Regions from separate parts of the Mus musculus genome. Here region 2 is linked to region 1. The links are chromatin loops, found by intact Hi-C in ENCODE. Cell type or tissue: heart. All regions are shown on one strand.

Region 1 (5,000 bases):
TACTTATTTTTATTAAATTTCAATTAGTAAAAATGAAGGTAAAAAGTAAAAAAAAAAGTATATTTAATAGAAATAGGTTTAGCTAAATATAATAGGAAACTCAAAAATGGTACTTTTAAAATATGTTTGCTATTTACTTTCTTTCATGTAGGACTCTGCAGTTAGTCAAGTTAAGGGTGTTATGGTGGCTTTGTAGACATTAGAGATCCATATTCTTACCATTTTGTACCACAATTTCAGCGTGTGACTTTTCTTTCCAGTCATCCCATGACTCAGGATGGTTACAGAACTACCATCCAAAATTTGTGTTGTAGGAAGAGACAAAACAAGAAGGGGGAGAAAAAAAGAGAAGAAAAATGACTTAAGTACCCCTTGTTTAAATACTGCCTATTTATACCACATATATTTTATGGTCTAGAAGTTTGTTAAATATCTGAGTCCCCCTTTTTGTTTTTGGTAAAGCCCAGAAACAGTCTTTCTTCCTTTGTAAATGCACCCAAATGAAAGCCCATGTTTCATCCCCCCCCCCCCCCCCCCCCGAGACAGGGTTTCTCTGTATAGCCCTGGAGCCATCTCACTGGTCCAAATGACGTTATCTTTTTTTTTTTTTTTCCAAGACAGGGTTTCTCTGTGTCCTGTGTCCTGGCTGTCCTGAAACTCACTCTATAGACCAGGCTGGCCTCGAACTCAGAAATCTGCCTGCCTCCAAATGATGATATCTTAATGGAATTGTACAGATATTATTTCAACTAAATTTCACAATAATTCCTTAGATAAGTAGAAGCAACTTATAAAAGAAGAAACTCAGGTCTCTGAAAGTAGTCCAAAGTTATATAAAAGTTATATAATTCAAATCCCAAGCCTGACTCCACCTGAACTTTAAATCCTCCCAATATTAAAAAGAGCATTATAAACAGAAAACATTTATAAGTCAATCATCTTTGCAAAAGACACATTTTGGGAATGGGTTTTATAGGCCTAAATATTTGATATATTTTTTGCAATTAGGTATGTACACATGTGTGACGGTTTGTATCTGCTTAGCCTAGGGAGGTGTGGCCTTGTTGGAGTAGGTGTGTCACTGTGAGGCTTTAAGACCCTACTCCTAGCTGTTTGGAACTTAGTATTCTGTTAACAACATTCAGATGAAGATGTAGAACTCTTAGCTCCTCTTGTACTGTGCCTGCCTGTATGCTGCCATGCTCCTGTCTTGATGATAATGGACTGAACCTCTGAACCTGCAAGGCAGCCCCAATTAAATATTGTCCTTTGTAAGACTTGCCTTGGTCATGGTGTCTGTTCACAGCAGTAAAAGCCTAAGACAACATTCATTTACCATTTCCTTTTGATGTTTGTTCATTAAACTTTCCCTCTTTTTTTTTTCTTTGCTTCTCTTTCTGTCTATCCAACTCTCATTCTTTTTGAGGCATGAACTTCTTTGGCTTCAAACTTAGAAGTTCATTTTGGGCTCAAAGTTACCACCCTCTTGTCTCAGCCTCCCAAGAGTAAAGTTTACTGATTAACCTCCCTCACCCGCTTTGAGGTGAGTGTTATTTTTTGTCAACAACTGTCTTAAAAGAACTAAGCAAATAAAACAAATCCAAAACACACAAGTTATTTTGTTACTTTTTCAATTGTATCACATCAGGAGTGAGTCATGAAGTAAGATTGTTACATTTGGAGGCTGTCACTTCAGCTATGTGCTTGAGGGAAATACGTTTTGGTGGATAACACTCAGAGAGACAAGGTACAGGGCAAGAATCAGATTGTATTTGTCGAAGAAGTCACTCTTTTGGGGCCGGGGGCAGAGATGGAGGGCAGCAATTGAGAGACAATTTATACCCGCCCGCACTTCTTTTCCCAGAAAATATCTCTCGTGACCAGAGAACCCCTTTTCCCATGCGTCCTACGGATTGTTAAAATAGCGTGCATGCGCTTGCGCAGTGCCTTTAGGAGGTTTCTTTTCAGCTCCCGACCGCCTCCTTCTCCAGGTCTCCCCGGTCCTCGCCGAGGTTCCCGCTTTTCGCTCAGGGGTCATCACAGGGCGCCAAATGCACTCCCGCGGGAAGGCCGGGGGCGGGGCGCGGCTCAGCGCCGCACGTCAGTGGCCTTCCGGGCGGAAGTCCGCAGTCTTCCAGGCCGCTGATTGGCTTTCGTACTGGCGCCTATCTTGGCCTCCGCGCCAGTTTCAGGCTGGTTGGCGCGGAATAGAGAGACTATCGGACCATGGCGCCCATGCACGAAGAGGACTGTAAACTGGAGGCAAGCGGTGAGGGAGGATCCCATGCTTAGGGCACGTGGTTGGGAATGTGGGGGTCGCGGTATGATCGAGGGGGAGCGGAAGGTCTCTGCTTTTTATCCTTAAGAAGGTGGCGCGCTCCTAGACCGCCCCTTAGGTCTGTTTGACCGCCAACCTTAATCATTCTGGGCGGAGACCCTAGGGGTGTGGGACGGGGCTTCCTGATGGGGTCACTTGCTGAAGGTATTTTGGCTTGAGCGGTTTCTTTCTCTTATGACAGGCTTCACAGTCGTTGGCTCTTTTCATTTTCTTTGATGAGTCGCAAGCACGTGTGGGTTACAACTTCCATGGCAACCTGCCTCGGCAGGGATTGCTCTCTCCTGCCTGAAACTGTTTCTATGCTCCCTTGGCAGGTCTCGGTTTGAGGGTTTGGAGCATGCCTGTGCCTCCGTTTCTAGGAAGTCCCAGGAAAATTGTTAGCATTGTCATTGAAGTGAGAGATGGAAGTGCTGTCACCAGATATAGATGCATTTCGTTAAGATTTTTTTAGGTTCTACGGGAAGTTCTTCAAGTGCTACATAGAAATACTGTTCAGGTCTAGTCATTTTGGGTGAGGTTTGAAAAAAAGTATCAGTTGAGTAGCATTTCGGATGCCCTATATATCAGGCATTTTGTGAGTAGTAATTTTTTATTTCCAGAAGTAGAGTTCAAAAATGCAGATGGCCTTGTCTGATTCTGATTTTAAACGGTGTTCAGCTAAAGTATGACTTAACTTCAGTTCTAACTTAAAATCAGATACTTTCTTAACCAAGTGTCACATGTCCTGCCATTCACTGTGCATTGCCATTAATGAGATCTTGCTTCGTAATCAGTTTCTTTTGCATTCAGCTAGTTTTAAAATCACAGGTTTCTCTCTCTCTCTCTCTCTCTCTCTCTCTCTCTCCTCTCTCAGACAAATTATTTTGGAGAGTTGACTAGCTTGGATTACAAATGGGCTGTGGGATGTAAGTACATGAACAGTCTGCAGCCTCTATCAGTCATTTGCTTCTAAGTCCTTTTTTCACCCTAAAAAACTGTACGCCATCTGTGCACATCAAGAAATCACTCTTTGGAGGATACTGTGCAATCTTGAGACCCCTCTTAAGTCACAGTGTTGATTAAGTATTTTCTGGGGACTTGTGACTGGAATTTTTCTTTAAAGCATGCCAAAAGATTGTTATGTGGAAGACCGCTTCAGGTTACTGTCCCTGCCTGCTTTGGGGGAGGGTAGAAGTACTCCCAAGTGGTGATTTGAAAACATTATTTCAATCTTTGTGTTTTCCCCCATTGTCTTGTGTCTGTGTGTGTGTGGTGTTTTTTTTTTTGTTGTTGTTTGTTTTTGTTTGTTTTTTTTGTTTTGTTTTGTTTTTTTTTTTTTTTTTTTGCTAATTCACACAGCGTTAAAGACATTGCTTTAAAAAAAAATTCCAGGCTTTTTATGTTGGAAGGTGGGACACCTGGACAGTGTCAGCAAAATGTAGCAAGGCGTGTAATTAGCTGCCATTGTGTATAGAAAGTCATTGGAGGCTTTAATGATAAAAAAATCTGGTATATTGGTTTGTTCAGCAAACATTTATTATGCAAGTACAAGGCATAGGCATTCTGCCAGGCTCTGGCATTAGCATGCTGGGTAGAATGGTGTGGCTTCTGTCTTCATGAGTGGAGAAAGTAAACAGTCATATATAGTACCACATGGAATCTTCCCTGAGGAAATTGCTTTAGTTTTGCTTTCTGAAGCTAGACCAAAGTGTTGACTAGGTGCCATGTGTGGAATGTATGCATGTGCATATGTTTGATTATCCTACAACCTTACACAACTCACACATGTGTGTGCACACACACGTGCACATGCATGCACATGCATTTCCCATACAGTTGTAGTCACACATGCACACCCAATTTCTCTTGTATTGCTAAGTACATAATAAGATAGCCATTCTTATTTAATTCTTAATGGGGAAGATGTATTTTCTCCTTTTCATGAGTGTAAAAGGGTCTTAAAAGGTCTATAAGTAGCTCTTACAAGTAGTGTATGAAAAGAGATTGGGAATTTAATGACCAAAAAAAGGCATTCAGAGGCTCAGTCAGGAACCACTACAACTACTGGAACCAACTCTAGTTGCTTTAAACAAAAGAAATTGATTAGGGTACTATGCAGTTTGCAGAGATCCTGTAGGACTGGGAAGCCACTCTGGGGGCTGCTTAGCCAGAAATGGTGATTTCTGCTGTGCCAGAGAACTGAGCCAGAGAGGTCATTGTCACCTATGGCAAAATATTCAGATGTTACAGCTTATACCTTAAGATATATTTATTGGACTCAGCCGGGCATGGTGGCGCATGCCTTTAATCCCAGCACTCGGGAGGCAGAGGCAGGTGGATTTCTGAGTTCAAGGCCAGCCTGGTCTACAAAGTGAGTTCCAGGACAGCCATGGCTATGCAGAGAAACCCTGTCTCAACCCCCTCCCCCCCCAAAAAAAAGTTCTGTAACAGTTGCCTTTTTTTTTTTTTTTTAAACACAAACTTTCTTAGTACTGGTCTGGTCTACTCCCTTGGAACATTAGTCTCCAATTTAAAATCTGAGCCCCTGTTTGTCATTGGTAGAGACTATTTTGCATGCTCATAGCCTAGCTACAAAGTATCTGTGAAGAAAGACTCAGTTGCAGAAACACCCACTGTAGCAGGTCAAATGGGCTCTGAAAGAATTTCTGTTTCAAATACTGGG
Region 2 (5,000 bases), 200 kb before region 1:
AGGACCAAATGTGCCTTATATTAGGTATATTTATTTTATTTTATTGTCACAAGTAAAGGGAGAGAAGTCATACATTTTCACCTGACATTAAAATAACTGAGACACAGAAAGGCTAGTAGACTAGTCTTAGGTCACACAGCTTGCTAATGATAGGGTCAAGTTTAGAGCTGTGTCCTTTGAGTCGTGGTCCAGCACAAGTTTTCATCACACAGGCCTCTTTCACATTTCCTCGACTGTTAGGACTGTGCCACTTTTTAGGAAAGCATAAAATTAGGCATATTAATTTGAAGTAATGAAAACATCAGAATAAAAGAATTTAAAGTAGGAGTTTGTGCAGCAGGAAAGGAAATTATGAAAAAGTTGATGGGTGAGTTTGGAAGGTTCAGCAGTGCTGTGCCACATAGGTGGAAAAAGTCTCTCCCCACCAACTCTCGGGGATCTTCATCCATAACTGCTACCAGTAAAACTCCACCTGTGGGCAGCACCCAAGAAAATGAGTAGACAACCTTAGGCCACTCCTTTTTGTCTGCCCACACACTCCCAACTGCAGTCAGTGTTCTGCTGTGTTGGTAAAACTGCCCTTTCCAAAGGGTGTTGCTAAGTCTCTTTAGGCTTTGCTTCGAATGGAAAAGGCAAAGTAGCCCAGGTATGTTATGTTGTACCTAAAAATCTGGAAATGTGGGAAGAGCACAGGACGTCTCTGAAGGCACGTGCTGTTTTTCTTTCAATTCAAAGAGCAGAAGCCCAACAGTTTCATAAAGCAAAGAGGCGCTACATAGCCAAATGAAGGCATGAAACTTTCCACTAATAATCAGACCAAGAAGAACTTTTACCTTTTTTTTTTCTAGTTGAGCTTTACACATTAACAAAAATTAATGTTTTGTGGTAACAGTTAAAAGCAAGCAGTAGTTCCTATATCCACATTAGGAAATACTGATTTCATATACTGAGCCATGAATTTAAGCTCACTGTCATAGAAAGACAATCTAGCACAATGTAATATATAGATTCCTGCACCAAAGTGGTAGTAGTGGTGAAACTGAGTCAGGGTTTTGTGATGGGGAGGGGTTGTGAAAGACACTGGTCAGTGGCTCTAATTTTTTTCCCTTCGTTGTTTTTTTTTGTTTGTTTGTTTTTTGGTTTTTTTGTTGTTGTTTTTTTTTTGTTTTTTTTTTTTTTTTTTTTTTGAGACAGGGTTTCTCTGTGTAGCCCTGGCTGTCCTGGAACTCACTTTGTAGACCAGGCTGGCCTCGAACTCAGAAATCTGCCTGCCTCTGCCTCGTGAGTGCTGGGATTAAAGGTGTGTGCCACCACGTCCGGCTCAGTGGCTCTAATTTGAGCCTTTCCAATGGATGTGTATGTTTGGGCAATTAAATATTTGTTACTAATCCCGACAACTGTCTCGGGGCAAGTGGATCTAGGTTCATGGAAACCAAGTGTTAATGACCTTCGTTTGTAATGGATTCCTTCAAAGGTCTTAGTGGTGAGAGAGGCATGAAACAGTGATCTAAGGATGCTGTTATTGGCCCAGTTGGTAAAGAGGGGTCTAGGACCAGGAACCACAGCCAGTGACGTAACAATACTGTTTTGTAACAATCCTGTCCAAAGGTATTCACCCGGAGTGAAGGTGGGCAGTCAGTGAGTAGAGCTTCCGAGGACAGGTTAATTGCTAATATACTGAATCCTGTCGCGTGTAATGTTTGTGTGTGTAGGGGGAGGTGGGGGTGGGACCAGTAGCTTCCACTTAATTCTGTAATTAATTGTTGGAAGCGTAGGACCACATGGAACAACTTAAAGCTGAGGAGTCAGCAGATCTGAGGAGGGCCTTCCGGAAGAGGGGCCTCGGGTTGGGGAGGTCTAGAGCCCCTAAAAATAGCTCAGGCGTGGGCTCCCAATGGCCTTCAAGTCTCGGAGCACTTCTCAAGACTTGATCCGGGGCGGGACCTGCAGGAACGGAGCTGGCTGGTACCAGCCCGAGACCCAGGAGGTTTGTGTGCGTGTTACCGGGGCTTTAAGGAAGCTTAGGCGGCGGCGGCAGCCAATCAGCAGCGCGCGCGTGCAGCCGCGTACCCCTTAGCGCCCCTCACATCCCACGCGCGCCGCGTACGTGCGGCGGCAGATCCCGCCTTTTTCAGGCGGGGCTTGGGAAGCCGCGGGCAGCCGGCCACGGCCGCCCAACTGCTGCCCGGTACTTGTGTAGGTGTCGCGGCAGGCGAGCAGCTGCTGGCGCCAAGGCCGAGCCCCAGGTAGAGGTAAAGCCCCGCCGGCGCCGCCTCCTCCTCGCGGCTAGGCGGCGGTGACCGCCTCGGCTCCGGTCCCGGACGGCTCGGCGGATCTGCACACTGCTCTAGTGAGGATGCGGCTCTTCTACCGGCTGCTCAAGCAGCCGGTCCCCAAGCAGATCGAGCGCTACTCCCGCTTCTCCCCGTCGCCACTGTCTATCAAACAGTTCCTGGACTTCGGTAAGTCTGACTCCTTGGAGCCACCTCCAAGGCCCCACGGGAGTGAGGGAGACGCCATCCTTGTCCTGCCCGTAGTTGGGGCTCTTACTTAAGCTTCTGGGCAAATTCCGTGAGAAGCTCCGGGAGGGGTGATGGGGATGCATGCCTGAGGGCCCTCCTGGGGCATAGGTTTCGGGTTTCGGGAAGTGGAGGGGCAGGGCCTGACACCCTCACGCCCAGCTTCGTCCAAGGACCCTCATTCCACTCAGAACTCTCCAGCTATTCATTACGAGCTTCAAATCTACTTGACTCAAACCGCACTCTCCTGAAAACTTCAGAAAGAGAACTCGTAAACGTTTTTATTTTTAGGCGTTTTTAATGGTTGTGTAAGATGTGTTTAGAAACACCTTGAGGTTGAGTAAATCACGTAGTGGCGTTTTGTTCAAAATTTTCTGCTGAAAGGTGTTGGGTAGCCTTGAGTGGCAGGACCTGAACGCCATCATTATGATTCTGACTTCAAAGCAGTCAGAGTCTTGGGTAAGAGCTGACCTGTGGGCTCCTGGCTACAAAGCAGGGGTTCTAGGACAACTCCAGCCTAAGTGTGAGCACCTTTCCTTACACCCTTTTGGCAGCTGGGCTAGTACTTCATTTTACATGGATTGGGATGGGAATGGAGAGGACCCCCAATAAAGTCTGAGGCCTACTTAGATGGGAATAGGTTCTGCCACCTTCCATGAACTGATCAATTATGTTTCCCCCAGAGAATGTCATTCTAACTCCAGCAGGCCGAATGCGGTTATGAAACACCTGAAATAAAACAAATATGGAACTCAGCATCCCCCCAAGGAAACTCAAGATGACTTAGGCTCTCAAAGCCTAGATCTGTTGAATTCATATGATTTAAATGTCATGGGATGGTATCAGTTGGATATAAAAATGCAAAATAGGTACAACCTTCTGGGAGGACCAGATATGCAAAATATGGTGTTGTCTATATTTGGGGGAGCAACACAGGGGATGGAAAGAGGTACAGGTTAGAGGTTGAAGCTGATGCCAAATTAAGTTTTAGAAGCTAAGTTACCAAAGATAGATGATGAAAATCTAAGGTGAGGGTGAAGTTGGCCTTTGCATCTTAAGTTTCATTTTCAAAAGCTTTTCAGTAGTTGGACTCTACTCCCTCTGGCTATGTGTAGAATTTATGTATTTATTCTTAAACATTTTATCTATGCACGAACTTGTTTGTGTGGCCACACGTATCATGGTGTATCTGTAGGATCAGAGGGGAACTTGGGGGAGTTGGTTCTCTCCTCCTGGCATGTGGGTCCCAGAGATGAGACAGGTCCTGACTTCACAGCTTAGAATGAAAACGTTGCTATTGCTATCAATAGGCATGTTTTCCTAACTTAGGGTTAGAGATGATTGTGAACACAGGAACCTTTTGTTAGGGTAAACAGACAGATTCACTCTTAATTGAAAGAACAAACGAAATGGCTCACTCCCACCTGCAAAGTTTGTGAAAGTTTGAATAGTAAACCTGAAATTTCAGTTACTTTATTTCTATGGCAGTATCTCCCATGTTTATAGGCAAGGATGTTATTTGAATAGGGAAACTGCTGTAAGGATATTGTTATGGTGGGTAATCTTATGTGGTGAGTATCTAGAAACAAATGTTTACTCTTTTAAAGCGTTGAGGTCAGGGCTTGGGGCTTGGGGCATGGAGTCGCGGGCACCCCGAGTCCTTCCAAAGCATCATCAGGGCTAGAAGCCATTAAGTAGGTGTACTTCTGGTTAGTCTGCTGCCTCCCTTTGTTCTGTATGGAATACTTGTTTAAGCCCTTTAAAAAGAATAATTTCTTGAATCATCTTTACTGGAAATGAGGTCTGCAAGAATACCAAGTATTCTAAATGGAATATCAATTTACAAAGATAGTATTGTAGCACCATTCCCAAGGGCAAGATTAAAAAAAAAAAACAGCAACAACATAAAAATTTATATTTTCTCTTTTGGCTCAAGATTACAGTTACATGATTCCAAATTCAAAAGATGTAAAAGGACCTATGCAGAAAATGTCTATGTCCTACTTCTGTTGGCTACTCTTTTTGCATAAGTTGCACCATATAGTTTTATTTCTATCTTGCTTTTTAAGCTTAATATGAAAGAACTTACTGTGTATGTACTTGTAAACTTCCTTTCCCTTTTTCTGACGGCTGAGGGTTCATATGGGTGTAGTGTAATTAGATACCTCACAAGTGACAGCTAGTGGGATATTTGAAGACTTTGCACAGTACTGCAGTGAAGTATTGTGTACATTGTAATTTCACATATGTCTGGGTATAGATAGGAATTCCTGACGGTGACCCTTTTTTTGTTTCTTGTTTGTTTGTTTGTTTGTTTTTTGTTTTTCCAAACAGGGTTTCTCTGTATAGCCCTGGCTGTCCTGGAACTCACTTTGTAGAACAGGCTGGCCTCCAACTCAGAAATCCGCCTGCCTCTGCCTCCCAAGTGCTGGGATTAAAGGCATGCGCTACCACCGCCTGGCTGATGGTGACCTTTTACAT

The links. Peaks named below come from ENCODE experiments on the same cell type or tissue, not always from the same donor. Only the 100,000 strongest peaks of a DNase experiment are listed, where the experiment ranks them.
Region 2: a loop joins it to region 1, with 3.0 times the contacts of the local background. A loop is called at or near these places in 1 of 42 quality-filtered maps.

What each region holds. Positions count from the first base shown.
Region 1 is chrX:93,629,338-93,634,337 of GRCm38, reverse strand. Pola1 (polymerase (DNA directed), alpha 1) reads left to right here and starts at 2,183. Exons shown (of 37, transcript NM_008892.2): 1 at 2,183-2,269. The coding sequence starts at 2,227. In heart, no CTCF peak of the experiment used is centred here; a DNase peak (open chromatin) is centred at 2,077; H3K4me3 peaks cover 1,944 bases; H3K27ac peaks cover 1,122 bases.
Region 2 is chrX:93,829,309-93,834,308 of GRCm38, reverse strand. It overlaps Pdk3 (pyruvate dehydrogenase kinase, isoenzyme 3), which reads left to right and starts at 2,159. Exons shown (of 12, transcript NM_145630.3): 1 at 2,159-2,462. The coding sequence starts at 2,357. In heart, no CTCF peak of the experiment used is centred here; a DNase peak (open chromatin) is centred at 2,078; H3K4me3 peaks cover 2,444 bases; H3K27ac peaks cover 1,861 bases.